2 separate regions of the Homo sapiens genome follow, and region 1 is linked to region 2. A link is a loop called in an ENCODE intact Hi-C map of the cell type or tissue named here. Cell type or tissue: ovary. All regions are shown on one strand. Links, peaks and the distances in the headings refer to the core of each region. The heading gives the core; the rest is flanking DNA.

What was found. Peaks named below come from ENCODE experiments on the same cell type or tissue, not always from the same donor. Only the 100,000 strongest peaks of a DNase experiment are listed, where the experiment ranks them.
Region 1: it touches region 2 in a loop (5-fold over the local background); 20 of 110 quality-filtered maps call a loop at or near these places.

What each region holds. Positions count from the first base shown.
Region 1 is chr6:167,894,746-167,902,745 of GRCh38, forward strand. It overlaps AFDN (afadin, adherens junction formation factor), which reads left to right. Exons shown (of 34, transcript NM_001386888.1): 10 at 2,133-2,227; 11 at 3,460-3,722; 12 at 7,572-7,641. Among named protein-coding and RNA genes, the nearest start is that of AFDN, 72 kb to the left of the region's middle. In ovary, for the core only: a CTCF peak has its summit at 4,145 (motif pointing left); no DNase peak of the experiment used is centred there.
Region 2 is chr6:167,215,143-167,227,971 of GRCh38, forward strand. No RefSeq gene overlaps it. Among named protein-coding and RNA genes, the nearest start is that of HPAT5, 6.7 kb to the right of the region's middle. RefSeq lists a silencer at 1,299-1,593 and enhancers at 6,179-6,796, 6,797-7,413, 8,913-9,691, 10,687-11,488, 12,602-12,829. In ovary, for the core only: no CTCF peak of the experiment used is centred there; a DNase peak (open chromatin) is centred at 6,466.

The DNA.
Region 1 (8,000 bases), core at 1-8,000, 680 kb after region 2:
GCAGCTTCTGTCTCTCCCTTTCTCTGTTTTGAAATCTGTTGATGTAGAAAGGTGTGTGATAGCTCTTTATTGTCTCATAAGAGACCTTTCAGAAGCATTCAGAATTCGGAAGAATATGAATGTGAATTTTTCTTTCATCTCTAAACACATTTTTCATGTTCTGTTTTTAACTTTGCGTTGAAATGTTCTTGTTTCACACATGATTACTTATTTACTGCTTTTGCTTTCTTTATAATTTATTTGTGTCATTTCTCTGTGACTATATTGCATTCAGTTTTCTTTATTTTTATATAAGTATTCACTGCTGACACATCAAGTCTTTATTGATTGCTAACTATGGACCGTATGTGGAGTGATCAGTGCCAGGGTAAAAATTTTTTTTTTTTTGTAAACCTAGCCACCAGGGAGCTCAGAGATGAGGGAGATAAGTAGATGGAAATCATCATACGATACGGTTAGTGGTACAATTAATGTAACAGATGGGGTGCTCTGGGAGTAGATAAGGGGGACACATTTCTTAACTAGGGGGGTTCATTAGAACTGCCTTTGGTGGTTAAAACACACAAAATAGTAAACATTACTGGAGGATTTGGACTCAGCAGGTCTAGAAGGGAGCTACCTATGTCCAGGAAAAGCCCCAGATGATTTTGATGTCTTGTTCAGATCAGGACTTTAGAGCAGTTAGAGTTGAAAATAAATGTTTCAACACGATGTGAAGCAGCACAGATGATGAACAATTTCTTAATGGGTGTTAGGCATTAGTGTCTCTCAGGTACTTCAGTCTCATCTTACCTTTACTCGATGTCACAGATTTCTGAAGTATTTCAGAAATAGAAAATTTTGTCATTAGAATGTAACTTTGTGTACCCTAAAATTAACATCAGTTCTAACAGGACTTGCATTTTTATGGTGTCTTTTGTCTGTGAGAGTTTAGCGGTACCACTGCTGAGAGATTTTAGCAGTCTCAAACTCTGTGCACGCTCATACTCCAAACTGTTTAACGTGTGAAACTCTCAAAGCTTACGTTCCTAATTGCAGTGACTAGAGATTTTAACAGGTAATGGAATCAGCGGGTTTGAAAGTTATAAGGCACTCATAAAGCAGATCTTGGCGACTCTTACTGGTTTGGCCTTTTCCTAAGCTTTGGTGGGTGGTGTGCTTGCCACACTAGACTGACTGCCATGGCTATGGTGCAGGTGCTAAGCTCTGCAGTTACATCATCATTCATGGGTTCTGGAAGGCACATTTTCTCATATGTCAACTCTGAAATCAGAATACCTCATTTTTAGTTAAGGTAATGAAGTGACATTGTCCTCATCTGGGATACAGTAGGTGAAGAGTGAGAAAACATGTCTAGGTGTATTGGGACTAGAGGGCTTCGGCAGAGCAGCTTCCTCCTCCTCCTCACCCCTTCCCTGTCATGGAAACACATGCTCATATAAATTAAACATTCCAACAGTTCATAAAGGTATAAAATGACAAAAAAAAAAAAGCCAAAAAACCCAGTCTTCCTTTTACTCCAGTTCTACTCCAGGGAGCTAACCACTTTTAACAGTAATTCTTGATCAGTAATGGACAGCAGAATTACTTGGGGTGATTTTTCAGAGGACACATGCTTAGGCCTCATCCCCAAGGATTTTCATCCAGGTCTGGGGAGCGCTATGAGAACTGCACATTTAAAAACCTCCGTCAGTGATTTAGCTGTGCCCTCAACCTGTATTGTGTTGTGTGCCATAAGGGCAGCAAGAATACTGCAGGAAAGATCTGGTCCGAAGGGAAGGCCTGTGTGTCTTTGATGAGCTTCATATTGCTACTACAGTTGCTCCTCAGAATCATTAACAAACGTCCAGGGCAGTGCGGTAGAGAAGCCTTTTTCAATGTAATAAGAATGTGGTGGAATTAATGCTAGTGTTAGCACTTTGTGTTAATCAGAAACTGATACGTTTATTTCTTATTTTGAATTTTCTGTATCCAGTTTGTTAAATTGTGTTACATAAGTTTGGAGAATTTTTTGAAAAGAAATCCTGAGAAATGAGAACTGTAGTGCCTGAGATAACCTTTTGTTTGTTGGAAATAACATGACAGTAATATTAGACTTTGCAAATAGAGCTGTCTTCCTTCTCTTCTCACAGATGGTTCTGACTCTAGAGATAAGCCAAAGCTTTACCGCCTTCAGTTAAGTGTTACTGAAGTTGGGACAGAAAAGTTGGATGACAACTCTATCCAGGTACGTAGTCTGAGCTTCCTGCTGCAACTCTGACATTCCAGGAGGCATAACGTATTGTACAGAGCCTGCCACATGGTAATGAAAGAAGGAATTATAATTACCGACTTGTATTTAAATATAAATAATTTATCTACTCTGGGTCACTTTTCTCTGCTTTAGTGTGGAAACAGCAGAATGTGAGTTTATGTTCAAGTTCCACCTCTAGAAATTTGGGCTGGTGATGACATTGCTCTGAAACTGCTTCCTTTTCTCTAAAAGATGGTGATGATACTTTTATAGGTCTATTTCAGGATTACAGGATATAACCTATGCAGAAGTGCTTATCACTGGAGGTCTGACCACATAGCATTAGGCATTCGGTAAATTCTAATTAAATTTAGCTTAATATGGTTCTCAAGTACTTAAAACAGAGCTTAACACATTATTTGAATAAATGAAGTCAGAATTTGTCACTTCTTTGAAGTTGAATTCAGGCGAATCACCCTTGCTCTGTACTTAGTTCTCAATTTGTAAGATGATGGGTTCAGATTGTTAATATCATTTTCAATTCTACCATTTCTTCTTTCTTAGCACAACACTAAAAATAATAATAGGAATCTTTAATGCTAATGATCTGTTTAGATTTGTCCATTAACCATCTAACAAATATTGGTTAAGATGACTGTATGCCTTTTTTTTTTTTTTTTTTTTTTTTTGAGACAGTCTTACTCTGTCAGCAGGCTGGAGTGCTGTGGCACGATCTCGGCTCTCTGTAACCTCCAACTCCCTGGTTCAAGCAATTCTCCTGCCTCAGCCTCCTGAGTAGCTGGGGTTACAGGCACGCGCCACCACGCCTGCTAATTTTTGTATTTTTCGTAGAGACGGAGTTTCACCATGTTGGCCAGGATAGTCTCGATCTCCTGACCTCATGATCCGCCCATCTCGGCCTCCCAAAGTGCTGGGATTACAGGCGTGAGCCACCGCGCCTGGCCAACTGTATGCTTTTTAATGCAAAGTTACAGTATGCCTTAAGTCACTGGGTACTAAAAATAAAAGGTCTGATTGGTTTGACTTTTTTTTGACAGTTTAATTATTTTTATACGATTGAGGGAAATCCACTTTAAAAGGCACTAAAAATCCAGAGCTTATTAGGTTATATTTGTCATAAAAGGGGTACTCACGGTTTTAACATTCTGTGTTTAAATGCTGTGAACTTCATGATGGGAGTTTCTTTGGTTTCCTTCGGTTTCCAGTTGTTTGGCCCAGGAATTCAGCCCCATCACTGTGACCTTACCAACATGGATGGAGTGGTCACTGTGACGCCCAGAAGTATGGACGCAGAAACCTACGTGGAAGGCCAGCGCATCTCAGAAACCACCATGCTGCAGAGTGGCATGAAAGTGCAGTTTGGGGCGTCCCATGTATTTAAGTTTGTGGACCCCAGTCAGGATCATGCTCTTGCAAAAAGATCTGTGGATGGAGGCCTGATGGTTAAGGGCCCAAGACATAAACCTGGGTAAATAGATTAACCCTAAGATTTAAAATGTTTTGATTATACTTAAAGTAGTTCAGATTATTCATAGATATCTTGGCTTTTTATTTTTGTTTCAATTTTTAAAAAAATATCAAAGTGAAGTTTGTGATTTTGGTTCCTATTGTTAACTTGGGTTGGTTTTAGAGGAAAGAAGAAAGGTCTTGACTTTGTCTTAAAATTGGAATTTCTCACTGGTTTTAAATTGTTTATATTTAAACTTTGTTTTTTAGCCAGTATACTAAAACAGTACCTTTTCTTTTGTGAAAAAAACATGGTGTTCTTTGTAATTATTCAGTGTAACTAAGATTATAAAATTTTTTGAAGTATTCTTTTCTGTGACTGATAATGAAACACATTAAGATCTCTTAAGGAATTCAGAATATTTTAGCTCCACCTAGTGCTTTTCTGAAGACTTGCATTGTGGGCTTAGTAAGGGAAAACAGAAAGCCTTTCTTAATGACTATCTAGTAAAATTTTTTTGTAGGTAGGGAATATGACTTCTCCTTTGGTTTTACTTTTTAAAACATCCTGTTAAGCCACTTCATTGTCTATTTTTCATGCTGCTTAAAACAACTGAAAACTCCCCTAGATTGTAGGCTTTCTTCCTGAAGCACAGACATGAACCCGCGTGGTCTTCCCTGCTTGGCCTTTCCCATTGTTTTGTTCTACGGCATGCCTTTGATTAGCCACCCAGACCTTACACATTGGGCCACATATGACTATTTAGAATTAATGTCTTTCTCCAAGATGAATACTTGGTGGGTTATCACATATATTTATTTGTAAAGTTCACAGCTGTTTAAGATCCATCCCCAGCTGCTCACCTCACCTTGCACCCCAAGTGTCAGCAAATGACCATACCTGTGGCATCCAAGGAAACCAGCATGTGCTTTTCCTCCCTGCTTCCCAAGAAAATCCATTTCTTTCTAACACTTTCATCTTTAAACTAGTGTATTTAAACACCATCCTTCCATTCTTCACAGCTTTTAACTGTTTCTTTCTGAAGGTGATGTTTTTCATTGATCAGCCGTGTCCCTATTTCCTGTCCCTTGTCATTAGCTTTACATGGGCTCTTCCCTTCAGTAGCGAGTCATGATTTCATGCTTAGATGTTCATTTCAATCATCAGCTTTTCTTCAGCCCTGTTTCTTCCCTTCAGCATCAAAAATCTTGATCTGGTATATCCTGACTCCCTGTTTATTTTTTAGGCTCACTGAGGTTTGTCCAAAGAGATTATGTATTGTCTGAAACAGTTTCTTCCGCTGTGTGTTACATGTGGTCTCTCAATAGTACCTGTAGTTATTGCCCTTATATACAAATGCCCTTTATTCTTGAGTTGTAATATATTTCTTGTGACATGTGTTACTCCTAGTGTTACTGTCCATCTCTGTTCTCTGTATAAACACAATTCTAGTAGCAGCCTGTGTCCCACACCTAGTCTGCCCTTCGGTTTTGCTTGTAATGTTTTTATATGTGTGAGACAATCTCCTACTGTATTTTTGCCATGTGGATCCTGCTTTGGAAGCCTGCAGATGTCTCTTCCTACCATATTTCTGGCCAGCAGCAGAGATCATTGAAGAACATGGCTTAGGTTTCAATGAGGAGAATGTGCTGTGAAATTTTGTTACTATTGTTAGGTATTTTTCTGGCAAATCTGGTAAAAGCTGCTTGGCGGCTGAACATACCATCCATAAATTAGAAAGGACTCTTGTTTTTTTAGGAACATTAATTTTGCTCTAGTGTCAAACGATTGTGACAGATTCTGGCTAGATAACTCACATACCCTCCAATGCAGATTTCATAGTGTGTCTTCAAATCCTACTGATGGTTATAAACGAGTGGCAAAGTTTGATATTGATAGTTTGGGAATTTTAGGGCCTCCCGGTGATACACTGACTCATTAACTGATTTGTTAATCTAGTTTACAATTATCAAGTACCCAGGGCATGAGCTACTATTCTCTGAATGCTGGGAGGAGCGACCCATGATTGTTACAGTCAAAGGCCATAGTTTGATAATTTCAAAGTCATATTATAAAGTCACTTTGGTTGGTCTTGTCCACATATCCAGCCTGCAGTAAAAATGAGCCATGTTAAAACTTGAAAGAGGTAGCTTTGGTGGGAAAAGTTAAAGAATTTTGCATGGTGGAAATTTGTTGTTCTAGGATGATAATTGTAAGTGGAATCAAGAAGGCTTTGATTCTACTCACATACTACCCACAAGAGGAAGTTAGGGGTGGACACTGCTGTGTGCAGCTTTGGTAGGTGGCAGAGAAGCTGGCCTGCTGTCATTGTTACTCCTGTTGTCAGAGCCGATAGCTGGACTGAATCTCCCACTCAAACTGATGGGAGCCAGCAGGGCATTTCCATGTTTTTGTGAATATCTTGGTGATAGATTATGAGTATTTAATTTCAGAATATTGGTAATATATTGCAGAAAGTTGTGTGCAGAAAATTGACAATTATTTGGCCTTTAGTAAAAACTTTTACTCTTTCAAAAGTTACTATTTTAAAGCATGGTATTATTTTGCATTACAAAATGGTTTTATTTTCTTAGTGGTGAGATAGAGGAGAAATTTGTACCTGCTCTTCTAATCTGAAAAGTTGTTTTCAACTTTTACATTACTTCCTTGTTTCTTTCTATTGGTTGAGTGTAAATAAAAGTTTCCCATTACCATGCTGCTTTGAAATTAGACCATATATTAATATTTTTCAAGTATTATAACGGGACATTTCATTCTTTTTAAATTATGTTTTGCAGAAATCCAGGAAATTTAAATACTAATTCATCCTTGTTGGTTTCCAGGTGTTTTTAGGGCTTTTTTTTGTGGAGGTGGGGAGGGCACTCTCCAATGAGCTGGGACCAGTGAGTTGCATTCACCCTTCATTTGTGCTGAAGAATGTAGTCGGTCCCAGCTTGTTAGACTCTTCAATCTTCATAATGAGATTTTGCTTATGAGTTAGGTTTTCAAAGTGACATATTTAGAAATTTTGATATTTTGAGATATTTGAAGAATCAGTTTAAACTAGGATAATTTTTGATTTGCATGCTAACATTATCAAAAATGTCCCACTTTTTAATTTGTAGCCTAAGTAGTGATACTCATGTGCTTTACAAAAATAATCAGATTGACTTTCAAATAGGAGAGAAGCTCACCGCTGTTCCTCATGTGTCACTTTCCCTGTGTCCATAAATAGGGCCGCCGGCACTTCAACCTTGTACACCTCATTTATATGCCATTTGCTGCCTGGATAGACTTACATAATGAAATAACCTGGTTTTTTATGTTCCGTTTCTTGTATAGTTAAAAAAAAAAATATGATCGGGCCGGGCGTGGTGGCTCATGCCTGTAATCCCCAGCACTTTGGGAGGCTGAGGTGGGCGGATCACCTGAGGTCAGGAGTTCGAGACCAGCCTGGCCAACATGGTGAAACCCCATCTCTACAAAAAATACAATAATTAGCCGGGCATGGTGGCCCTTGTCTGTAATACCAGTTATTTGGGAGGCTGAGGCAGGAGTATCACTTGAACTGAGGAGGCAGAGGTTGCAGTGAGCCGAAATTGTGCTACTGTACTCCAGCCTGGGCAACAGAGTGAGACTTCATCTCAAAAAAAAAAAAAAAAAAAAGATACTGGGAATATTGAGTATATACCAGTAAAGAAAGTTCATAAGGTGGTTTTTTAATTCTGTAAGTTCGTGTGCTGAAAACAGAGCAATTTCTTAAAAATCTTTGACATTTGGTATTTTAGTTCTTCCTTGTGTATTAAGAAGAGACTATGCCTGTCATTGGAATGTTATTAAGTCAGTGTGTTTCTTGTTTTATCCCATCAGAATTGTTCAGGAGACAACTTTTGATTTGGGAGGAGATATTCATAGTGGGACAGCATTACCGACAAGCAAGGTAGGTAATTATGGATTACCTGATAGAAGTGTGCTTGCTATAGGACACCATGGATGAATACAGTAGTGGTGGGGGATGTGTTCCCCTTATTTGTGGGGGATGTGTTCCAAGACCACCAGTCAATGTCTGAAATCATAAATAGTACAGAGCCCTATGGATACTATGTTGTTTTCCTGTATATATGTACCTGTGATAAAGTTTAATTTATAAAATAAGCACACTAAGACATTAACAACAATAACTGAAGATAAAATGGAACAATATATATTATAACAATATACTCAAATAAGAGGTATGTTAATTTGGTCTCTGTCTCCTCTCTCAAAATATCTTATTGTATTGTACTCACCTGTTTTCGG
Region 2 (12,829 bases), core at 2,162-10,161:
CAACCTCTGCCTCCCGGGTTCAAGCAATTCTTGTTCCTCGGCTTCTGGAGTAGCTCAGATTACAGGTGCCTGCCACCACACTTGGCTAATTTTTTGTATTTTTAGTAGAGATGGGGTTTCGCCATGTTGGCCAGGCTGGTCTTGAACTCCTGACCTCAGGAGATCCACCTGCCTCGGCCTCTCAAAGTGCTGGGATTACATCCCACATATTTTCTTAAAAGAAAGCACACATTTGGGGAGAATAAAATTAGAAATCTAACTTGCTATTTAGAAAAACAAAAATGAAGAGAGCTGCTCTTGAGATGTAGCCAAAGCTACATAAAATTTCCAGCTTTTTCAAAAAATAGAGAACAGAGACCTTGTGTGTGTGCTGTGCTGCATGGAGAGCCAGCCTGCCAGGAGTGCAGGAACGCAGTACTAAAATGCCACTCACGCATGACGATTGCGAGTACAAAGTCCCCAGGAGCTTCTCAAGTATGTGAAAATATTTTCCCCAACATTTTTTTTTTGAGACAGTCTTGCTCTGTCGCCCAGGCTGCAGTGCAATGACGTGATCTCAGCTCACTGCAACCTCTGCCTCCCGGGTTCAAGTGATCCTCCAGCCTCAGCCTCTTGAGTAGTGGGACTACAGGCATGTGCCACCACGCCTGGCTAATTTTTATATTTTTAGGAGAGATGGGGTTTCACCATGTTGGCCTGGCTGGCCTCGAACTCCTGAGCTCAAGTGATCCGCCACCTTGGCCCCACAAAGTGCTGGGATTACAGGCGTGAGCCATCATGCCAAGCTAATTTGATTTATTTTTGAAAAAAATTACTTTTTCCTGTACAGAAAGACAGAAATAGTTTCAATTTAAATTAGCATCCCTTATTAAAGGGAGTCTTTATTCCAGTCATTCACCGGACTTGGACGTTGATACTCTTTGTTTGACCTTAGGTAACTTTGTTTGCACAATTCAACAAGGCTTTCCCTGAGAGTATCATGTGTCCATATAAGGAAAAGGAGAGTTGAGTCCACTATTTACATAGCTCACGAAGAACAAAAACCAAATATGAATGATCACATTCATTGGGAGCATTTGGAGAGTTATCGTATGGAATATTGTGGGGATATTTGTCCCAGTGTTCTCCTTTTCATTTAATGTGTAAATACATTTTAAAATTCATGTAAGTTCAGATAAGTCATGGTGCACTTCTGGTAATGGGATGTGCATTTGGGGAGCTCAGTGAAACACCGGCTCTGCCACACATCCAGGGGACAGTTTAAACAAATGCTGTTTGATGCTTATTGGTAACGTAGCTAAGAGTCCAGCAGCGACGTGACATGCCACTAGGTTATAATTCTGCACTGCCAAGAACACCAAAGTGAGTTGCTGTTTGTCTCCCCTCCATTAAATCAGTATTTGTTCTGTTAAGCAATGCCCCGGCCTGGCCTCGGGTCCAGTCTACCCCTTCCAGCCTCCAGGCCTTGATCCCGACGAGCCAGAGTGTGGCGCTGGGCCAAGTACACACACATTTTGGTGAAGAGCTTCACTAGGTCCACCTGCATTACTGGGGCAGCAGAAAGGACTGTGAAACACGGCTCCTTAAATCCAACAGTGTGGGTTTGTTCAAAGGTGATTTTCAGCTGTCCTGTGGATACGCAACCCACCAGGAAGACAAGAAAGGAAGTGCCTGGAGTGTTCAGTCCACGATCTATGAGGTCACGTGTGCTCTTTATCCTCAGTGCAGGGACAGCAGCCAGGTCTGTCATCTCAGAAACATTGGCCTGTAGTTCGTTTGTGGGTTTGCTTTTTCCATTTTCTAAGCCCCGAGTGTTTGCCAGATAAAGGCAGAATGGTGAAGTCTCTCCTGAAGGGAAGAGGGTCTCATGTGAGCCATGCTCACCTCCGAGAGGACACTTCATCTCACCTCATCAGCATCTCTTAGACACGCAGTCTTGCCTCTTTGGGCCTCTGACACCCCTCGGGGCCTTAGATGGGGTTTTTGGGAAATTCAGGGTTCCTACCCTAAGTCCTCATCTGTGTCATTTTCAACACCACCCAGTACGCACACCCTCCGGCAAGCGGCCACACACACTGCCCCAGCTTCCTTCTCTCCCTAATGACCTTCCTCCAAAACCCTTTCATGCATCTCCTTGTGGAAAACATGGCCAGCCAGCACAAAGCACCTCAGAGCTCAGCAGAGCCTGGCACCAGCACCTGATATATGGCAAAAATGTTAACTTCAAGATACATATATGGTTCAACTTCACCAATAAATGTTATCCTCAATAAATGTTAATTGACTAAGATGATATTTTGACTTTCAGAGACAATACAAATTGGAATAATACGTAAAGAAATTAGCATAACGTGGACTTCTTCATACTAACCGTGTTATCGATCAATCAACTTGGACCTTATTTTTATTTTTTGGCAACACTTTAGTTTACTTCAGTTCTGGCCTCTCATTAGTTCCCACGGATGACCTGTATTTTGATATTAGAGGACCTTCCTGATGTTTTATTGCACTGTCTGCTGGTCTTTCTCCCTTGGTTGCTTCAACTCACCAGCCCCATCCTCTAGGACTCGCTCTCTGGCTCTGGGGGCTGTTTCCAGAGGCTGCTCTTCCCCTCCCCTTCACCAGCCTGTGCCTTCTAAGGAGCTTCCCTTTGTGCACAAATAAACCTGGTCTGTTTCCATCCTTCCCAGCCACACCCTCCCTGTCCCTCCAGCACTTCTACTGGGATTGAATTTCTGAAACCATGGCTTCAGTTACGTCTGCTTTTTCTCCCCCTTCCTCCCAGTTCCTCCTTTTAATCTATGTTCAAAGGGATTTTTAAAAAATGACCAGTATATTTCACTCTCTGCCTTTTCTCTGTAGCAGAATAAAATGCTACTCTTAGAGGAGATAGTTCCCAGCATCCCCCAGTGTTCCTGTGACCAGGGCAGGTCTTAGGATGAGACCACAGGGCAGGTCCCCCAGTGGTCTCATCATAAGCAAAGGGACACTCTTATCTTACCCGACCCCTGAGGCTGCCTTCCCGCAGCCTACACATTCCTGCAGACGTGGAGTTGCCTGAGGGAAGAGAGTGCAACCTCTAGAAACCCAGAGCTGGCTTGGCTCTCAGAGCTGGTTTTGGCATTATGAGCTCTGTGTGTGCACTGGAGCCATGGCCCGGCCCAGGGCTGACCTGCCAAAGGCCAAAGAGGGGTACGTGTAAAGGATTTAAAAGGTGTCAATAGCCACTTCAGTCCTTAAAATTAACATCTGGGCTCTATCAGCTTGAGAAAAGAAGTGGTTCTGTAGATCTGCTCGAATCTGCAGGTCACTCATTGGACGTTAAAATGACAGATGCCCTGGGTGATACAAAGCTCAGAGCACGCGTGTTCCGGAAAACCGAGACTTCACCAGCCACTAGATGGCACCGTTTTGCTACGGCTGAGTTCACCACAGGCGCCATGTGTTCTTCATGCTGTAGAATCACCTTGTAAATCACCAAACTTCCGGCTAAAAAGTCAAAGATTAATATAAGGGAAGTCTACTCAATGGTTTGCTTTTTTAAGGAATGTACTCATGTAAGCAAATTAATATCAATTTTCTTGACATTTACATCTGAAATCTTTGTTAATAAAAGCAACACCAAATAAATTCGAACGTATCTTATACCATTTTATCTGCATAAAGATGAAGAAGGTATCTATAGGGAATAGAACGAGTTCTTGGCTACTTTAGGGAATTTCACACTTTGGAAATAAATGTACTCATGCTGTGTGTGTGTGTGTGTGTGTGTTTAAGGAAGAACAATTTGTGTAAATACAACCATGGCTTGAGAGAGTATTTTCTCTTAGCAAATGTTCCAAAGCATCTTAAATCTTGGCAGGGGCTGACCACTCCGCCTTCCCCTGGCTAGACAGGCCACCTCCTGAGCTGAGCGGGCATTTGGGGCTCTGGCTTCTTCCTCGGCCAAGGAGAACCCAGAGAGCCAATCAGAGAAAAAGCTTTGGGGCCAGTTGGCTGTGTCAGGCCCTCAGCCAAGACCCTTAGCTAATTTCCATTACTTATCAGAGAGGGCAGACCCATTGAGGGGTCTGGAAAGCAAGGCTGGCTGGAAATACTCCCATCCTCACACCATTTGTGAATCCTCCCAGCCTCCATGGCGTGGTTGAAGCTGCTGGTGATGTCCTGGGATTCTGGGTCTTTCTCTCAGCCCACGTCTCCACCTGGGGCATGTGAGTGGCCTGACTACTCATCCAAGACTGTCGAGGGTCTGCAGGGCCCCTGAACAGCAGCATCTGATTGGGCTAAGGCACCCTCATTTTGCACCAGAGTGAAGGAGAGCAGCAGCTCTGTGACTGATCACTGTCTTCCACTCTTTCTATCAGGGCGACAAAGCTAGGTGAGCCCGAGTGCGGAGAATCTGGCCTGTTCCACTCTCATAGTCAGGGGGATCGTGTAGGTCCTGGTTCAGAACACACTCGTGTGAACTGTGCACACACACACTCACACATGCACACACACATCCTTTTTATTTTCCAAGTTCGTAGGTCCTTTTCCTTTCCCATGAGCCCTCTGCAGCCTGGGATACAGCACCCACTTCTACAGTCATCCACACTATTTATTGAGCGTCTACCCTGGACCAGGTATGCTTCCCAAGGTACTGGGGTACCACACTGATAAAAGAGCCGGGGGTCTCCATTCTCACAGAAGCCTAGTTCTAGTGGAGGAAACAGACAGTGAACAACTAAGCAAAACAGAGAATTCAAATTCCCATGGTGAGAAGAAGTGCGATCCCAAAATTAGAGCAGCAGATGGAATGATAGGGAGTATGGGGCAGGTACACACGCTATCCACATCGCATCTACACATGGGTGACAGAGCAGCACCCGGGTTTGTAGAGAGCAGCTCGGCTGGACCCAGGCATCACCAGGTCTGCAGCTCAGCAGCCCTTTCTGCCAGCCCCGCAAAGTGGAGCAAGTGGCTCTTTGGGTGGAAAAGATCCAGCTGCGTGCAGTGATTAGCCGAGGAAGCCGTGCTGTGATTGGACAGGTGACAGCGAAGTACGACTGTGACTTGACAGCCAAGGAAGCCGGCCTGTGATTGGACAGCTGAGGGCCAAGTACCTCTTTGTCTCCTGTGCCTTGATGAGCGGCAGAAAGTGCTGATGCTGCTGGAATTTCCTGGGGATTTTTTCTATCAATTATTTTTGTCTATGCAGACAAAGACACAGTGATAGTAAATTATGTCCAAAAATCTCCAAAGATTTCGTGCCTTTGCTCTCACAACCACAAACATCCATACAATTTGAACTCTGTCCTCAAGCGAGATAACGCCATCCTGGGTGACGTGACCTATTTGCAGTCCCTTCGCTCCAGCCGCTATTGCAGCGCGTGGCTTCTAAAATCTCAGCGAGTGTCAGCAGGTGAGACTGAGGCATTTTCCCCGTTTGTTTCCAGCTACGGTGCAATGACCGCCTCTTTTCAGTGGTCCCTTGAGAAGCCACTGTGCCGCTTCTTCCCGCTCAGCGGGCGGTAAGGCCTGTATGTGCAATGTGGGTCTCTCAGCAGCTGCTCCTGCTGGAAACTTCTCCACTGACTTTGGAAAGGATTTGCTGGAAAGCTGTAGAAAGACAGACTGGAAAGGTACTTGATATGATGAAGGGAGAACATCTTGTAAAGACAAGCATTGAAGGTTATTGCTTAAGTTTTGACTAAACATAACATGTATGAAAAATCGTATACATATGCATATGTATACATGAATATAAATAGATACATGTATATATGGACATGCATATATATAAAATATAGGCTCATTGTGTGTGTGTGTAAATATATATCTAGGGAGAGAGAGAGACATCAAACTCTTCTCTAGATAATTAAATTTCTGAGAGGAAAGGGGCGTGTATCCTTTTTTTACTGGATGCACCTATATACTATTCTGTATTTTGTTTTGTTTTGTCTTGTTTTTGAGACGGAGTCTCCCACTGTCTCCCAGGCTGGAGTGCAGTGGTGAGATCTCAGCTCACTGCAACCTCTGCCTCCAAGCTTCAAGAGATTCTCCTACCTCAGCCTCCCGAGTAGCTTGGACTACAGGTGCCCGCCACCATGCTCAGCTCATCTTCCTGTATTTTTAGTAGAGTCAGGGTTTCACTATGTTGGCCAGGCTGGTCTTGAGCTTCTGACCTCGTGATCCGCCCGCCTAGGCCTCCCAAAGTGCTAGGATTACAGGCCTGAGCCACCACGCCTGGCCTATTTCTGTATTTTTAAGAAGAACATCTAATTTAAGAAGAACAAAATTTTTAAGGAAAACTATACTTCTATAAAGGAATTTTCTAGAAAGAACTCTATCAGGTAAGCTAAGCCCCCACCTGCCCTCTGGGCTGCCCATTCTTGTGGTTGAGCTGCTTCCCCAGGCGGCCCCCAGAACTCCCACCGCGGTGGTTGTAAAGAAACTGTGAACCGGAGCGCTCAGGCACCAGACACAGCCACCTGAGACAACGGCAGTGGCAGGGAAGCCGTTTCCACCGCCCTGGCTAACTCTCATCCCCTCTGGCCCCGCAAGCCTAATCAGGCTGCAATCCAGTGTGAGTCCCGGCTTGCCACCAGTCATTTAGGCCCCGGCTCACGTCACCCCCGTGGCTGGCAACTCCTTTTCTCCTGACCGGTTTATGATGAGCTGTAAAGAAGCACACAGTGGGGTTGGTCCCTGGGATGAACCCTGGCAGACAGCTGGCTACATGGCAATCCTGCCTTCAAAAAGTATTTCCTGAATTCTGCACATTAGACAAGGGGAGACCTGTGACAAATGCCAGCCAGGGCCCTTTCCCTTGGCCTAAACGCCATGGCTCAGGGCCAGCCTGCATAGCAGGGAGTGTGCCTGGGCATGGTGTCCCAGATGGTCAGCCACCCTCCCTTGGGCAGGTAACTACACACCTACGTGTCCCACTCAGTGCTGCCCCTCTGCAGTGGTGCCACCTGGCAGGGCCCGAAGGCCCAGACGGTGTGGGAAGGAACAGGTTGGCTTATGCTGGCACAGCCGAGGAGAAAATCAAGCTGATGATGTGTTTTGAGAACTGGAGAGGATTATGGAGAGGACTACAAGGCGAGTAGGAGTTCTGTGCTTACAGCGTGATACCACCAGGGGTCTGGGGTTGGTGGGCTGTGTGCGCTGTGTCCGGCGTTCCCAAGGTAAGGACCCACGGACCTCTGTAGCAAGATCTCCCAATGTTCTCAAGCAGCCACGATTTGTCAACGCACCCACCTGTGGCGACCGCCCTCAGAGTCCCAGACTGTGGGTCTGCACCCCGGACACGGGACCAGGGCCCTTCTCAGGAAAATGGGCTGTGTGTGGGCACTAAAGGCAAGACTCTGTTTTTCCAAGGAATCCCCAATATCCTGTGTTTTTCTTACCCAGTGTGTTCAGTTAATGAATGATATTGAGCTGTGTATTTCCAGTGGCCCGAAAGCCATGATCAGTATCTACTCAAGTGGGCAACATGAGCTCTGTGTGGATAAACCTAATGAACAGGGCTTAGCGGAGAGGATGGGCATGCCTGGCCTTCGCTTTCTAGTCCTCCTCTCCTCTGTCCCCCATCCCTCCCCAGCCCGGATGTTCGGAAGTTGTTTTTAAACCCCTTTACCCCACTGCCTTCACACTGTGTCTCTTATTTTGTAGGAACTGAGTGTCTTGATTTATCTGCTCATCAGCTATTAGTTAACACCAACTGCATGTCATGCACTGGGCCAGACAGTCTCTAGAAGCTCACGCAACTGTTATCCTTGTGATCTATGAAGAAAAATATCACATAAAGTTAAAAAAAAAATAAATACGTAGAAGAAAGATTCCATGCTGCAGTAGAGGGTCTGTAAGTGCTCCTGTGCCCATGGGGGTTCTGGTAAAATCTGCCCCATCCCTAGTGTTTTGAAGATGGAACAAGGCTTGTTCTGCGGGACTGCCCCAGGCCCAGAAGTGAGCAGAAGCCAGAGAGCATTTTGCCCTGGGTTTTGTACTTCGTTTGCATTCAGCAAATATTTGTTGGATTTTAGTAGAATGTACAGAGTCTGCCAAAATAAGAGAAGTATGAACTTTCCGAGAGGAGATTTAACATGCTGTGAGCCCCTGACTCTAGGAAAGTGTTTACTGAAATGCCCTCATGTCAGGAAGACTCAATTTATCTTTCATATGTCTACAGATTTCTTTCCTTTTACCATCTGTGAGCCCTGAAAATCTGAGACAGGTCTCAGTTAACTTAGAAAGCTTATTTTGCCCAGGTTGAGAACGCACCCGTGACACAGCCTCAGGAGGTACTGACGACATGTGCCCAAGGTGGCCGGGGCACAGCTTAGTTTTCTACATTTTAGGGAGATGTGAGACATCAATCAATATATGCAAGAAGTACATTGATTCAGTCTGGAAAGCGGGGACAACTTGAAGCTTCTCAGGAGAGAGATAAGTTTGTACCCCTTTTTGTTACCGACACAGTAAGTTCAAGTTAAGGGCTTGTTGATGGGCATTTCCAGTATCAACCTTGATCCAATCAGGTACCTGATTCAATATTGCTGTATTTCCTTAACAATGAAGCATGCATTTTTTTCCCCTAATTTCATTCATAAGGAAAAAGTGCCTCAATTCTCTGACAGTTCCAAAACACAATTCTTAGTAAAAGAGGCAGATCGTGATCTGTTTGAGTTGTACATCCCCCCAGGCTAATTCACCTGGCGTAGGAGGTGCTCAGAGGCCACCAACATTGCCACAAGGTCCATCTTTGTGGATGGGGTAGGAACAGTGTGCAGAACAAGGGGGCATTGTCTTGGACCCACCGCAAGGACACCCTCTGCAAATGGACTTGGTGAAAATTCCACCCTGGGCCCTGTGGCTATTCCCCTTTCTGTGTGAGGCCAGCAGGGATCAGCTTCCTTCTGTGAAAGGAAAATAAAATCTCGGGAACCCATTCACTATGCCAAAAGGAAAAGTTAAGGCTGGAAGCTGAGTCATGCAAGAAACTGCCTTTCCTTTTGTTCCTAAGCAGATAGCCTCACATAGAAGGCCAGGTGTCTCCACAGGCAGCTGCTCTGTGGTCACCTTATCTTAGATAAGTGCCAACTTACTGAGCATGACATGAATACATAACTGAGTGTTCCCTCTTCCCCTCCTTTTCACACACAACACGTGGATTCAGTAAGTCTAATCAAAGACTCACAAGAATGTGACCCTATGCTCCCTCTTTCCCTTCCTGCTCACTTTTCCTCTTTAAATATTGAAGGCCCAAAATGCTCTTAGAAAAAGCACAGATCTGGGCAACGCGGTGACTCATGCCTGTAATCCCAGCACTTTGGAAGGCCGAGGCGGGCGGATCACCTGAGATCGGGAGTTCGAGACCAGTCTCACCAACATGGAGAAACTCCGTCTCTACTAAAATACAAAATTAGCTGGGCGTGGTGGCGCATGCCTGTAATCCCAGCTACTCGGGAGGCTGAGGCAGGAGAATTACTTGAATCCGGGAGGAGGAGGACGCGGTGAGCTGAGATTGTGCCATTGCACTCCAGCCTGGGCAAAAAGAGCAAAACTCCATCTCGAAAAAGAAAAAGAGAAAAAGAAAAAGCACAGATCACAGATGTTCCTGTGCTTTTGTGTTCCCTGTTCCCAGGCACATCCTCAAACTTGACAGAATAAACCTTTACACTGATTGGGACCAGCCTCAGACACTTTTTGGTTTAGACTTCCTAAGAAACGGTACTGTTGGATCTCTGTGGAGTCATAGTTTGTTACACCAATTCTTTCTTTCTTTGTTATTCACATACAGTGAGAGAGATGACTGAGTCCAGTTTGTTTTATATTTTTGAACTCTGAAATCATGTCAGCTTCCTTGCAGTATAACTTTGACAAAGAGCAAATGTACATTATAAAAAAAGTTTTTCTTGTAATTGTGAGTTCTCAATCACGGGCCCATACTCAATATTCCCATCAAATACAACCCGCTCACACAGCCTGTTATCCTAGGCGTTAACTTTCATCTGAAGCCTCATTTTTGTCTCTTATCTGAAGCCAACTGCATTCCCATTGTCCTGGGGTCCTGTTGGCAGCCACTTCTCCTCCCATAACAATAAGATGCTGTGCAAATTGTGTCCTTTGCTTTGCTCCCCTCATCACTGGTGGACTTGAGATTGTCAGCTGAAATTAAGACTGTTGAGGCAGAAATAATTTTATCACAGTTTATTGAAAGCCAAATGTGAGGTTGGACCTGGGAAGACATACCCACGGAGTTGACAGCATTCTGGAGTCTGTCACAAGGCCAAAGGTTTTTGTAGGAGAGTTTAAATGAGTAGTCTTCTTTCTTTTGGAGGATGCAACTCAGAGGTCACAATCATTACTACAGATTACGACCTGCAGGCTAACAATGTCCACATGAAAACAAATCAGTAAAACTTCATGCTTCAGCTCATCTTAAAATCACAGTGCCCTCTCCAGCGTCAGCAGGTGATACATTGGTCTATACTATACAACAATCATTTGAGGAACTTATGATAAGACAGGGTGCTGTCCCCCGCGACCTCTGGCCAGGTTTCAGCCAGCAAAGGGACCCACAAAGGGAGCCACTCCAGCAGACCTAGACTGAGCGGTCTCGGGGCTCTTTGACTCTCTAAGGACTGAGATATTCATAATTCTTTTTAAATTATCCATGGAAACAGCAGGACAAAAAATGCACAGGGCCTCCTAGTGCCTGGGTGAATGTGCTCAGCCCTCTTTGAAGAGAAACCTCAAGGATACGGAAGTGAAGGCTTTGAAAGACAGGGTTCTATTGAGATGAAGGGTGCCTATTCCTTAACAGCAAGTAATTCATATGCTATTGAAATGAATTTAGCATTTTCCCTTGAAAGCACACAGCATTTTCCCCCTCATTAACAAATGTGCTCCTCCTTCCCCTCCCCCAGCCTCTACAAAGGATTTGAAGGCACCACCTGAGATCAGGGGGCGCCTGCAGGGGGTAGGAGCCGCTCTCAAGGCAGGTGGCCAGCTTTGCTGATCCCGAGACCTCATCCTCGGCTTTTGAGTATCTAATGTACAGTTACATCTGTACCTTGAAACATGAGATTGGGTTTTGAAGTCTCAAACTAATACACATCAATAAAAGGCCAGTGACGGGAACTGAAGAGGAAGTAAGGGCACTGGAATCCTCTCAAAGCAAATACCTTCCTGCGCTCATGGACTTCCTTAAGAACATCGCTTATTACACAATCTCACAGTGAATTGTGGATTGCCTGGTATTGTTTTCTAGGTATTTCATGCAGTCTTGTTTTCCCAGCTGGACTCCACTGAAATTCAGACTAAATTCAACTAACCATCATATGTCAGGCAGTCCTAATCTCTTTCACACATGCCTACTTTTTTTATCCTCCAAGGATAAGGATCTGGCATCTTTGTTGATTTTTCTGTTGCACTGCTCTGCTTGATTTCAAATATACACATAATTTTCGGTGGAAAATTCCATGAGTATTGCACCCTTCGTTTACGGTCATACTCAACTGAATCAAAGAAAGAATATATTTTCTTATTCCTAGTAGCCCATTCTCACTCACATAGAACAAAATATAAGCAATGGGTTAAAAATCTAAACAGAGAGACTGATTTAAGTAATAATAAAACTCTCTTCTCCCGCACAGCTGGCTCTGCGTAAATTACTTTTTCTCTATTGCAATTCCCCTGTCTTGATAAATCAGCTCTGTCTAGGCAGTGGGCAAGGTGAACCCCTTGGGCAGTTACAAATGTGTGGGCTCATCCGGGATTGCCCTTGTGGCTGCCTGCCCATGGTTCAGTAGCCCCCTCTCCAGCGATGGATCCAGAGGCCAGACCAAGCGGCCACGTAGTTCTCTCGGACTAGGGGCTAATTGTGGTATTCTCTCTGCTGGTGGGGCGCTGCCGACGCAATATGCATGGATTTAATTGCAATAGAATTATAGTCCTGGGGAGGCATCTCTTAACTGTAACCCTATCACAGGATGTCTGTCTGTAGCCCCATGGTGGGGTATATGTTTGTAACCCCATTGCAGGATATCTGGGTTGGTGAGTATCCTAGGCATTGCCAATGCCTCCTTCCTTCTGCTGACTGGTTCTGTACCCTCCGGTGGGGTGTCTGTAGCCCCACTGAGGGATGTTGGCTTGTAGCTCCACCATGGGGTGTCTGTGTCTGTAACCCAATTCGGGGTGTCTGTCTCAGTTTGTCTCCTGGGGGTCTCAGTTGGCTCTTTCTTTTATATTTATTTTTTGAGACAGAGTCTCCCTCTGTCACCCAGGCTGGAGTGCAGTGGCACAATCTTGGCTCACTGCAACCTCTGCCTCCTGAGTTGGGATCAAGTGATTCTGCTGCCTCAGCCTCCTGAGTAGCTGGCACTACAGGTGTGCACCAGCATGCCCGGCTAATTTTTGCATTTTTTGTAGAGATGGGATTTTACCACACTGGCCAGGCTGGTCTCGAACTTCTGTCCTCAAGTGATCCTCCTGCCTTGGCCTCTTAAAGTGCTGGGATTACAGGCGCGAGCCACTGCGCCCAGCCTCAGTTGGCTCTTTCTAACTAGTAGAAAGAGTCTTGGTTTGGGAGACTTCTCCTCAATCAGGAAGATTTCGAGGAGATTTCTCAGATGGAGAATAGAAGGACAGTTTGGAAGGGACACTCTTGGAGTTCTTGGTTAGGGATCTGATTTGGAAAACGCTGTGTTCATCTTGTCTTTATGTGTGTTTGTATATGTGGAGGGGATCTCAGAGGGAATTGCTGATGGACGTTCAGCAGGCCTAACTCAGAGAACCCTCCTTATTTGTCTGGTCACATTCGGTGAGCCCTGAAAAATGCTCA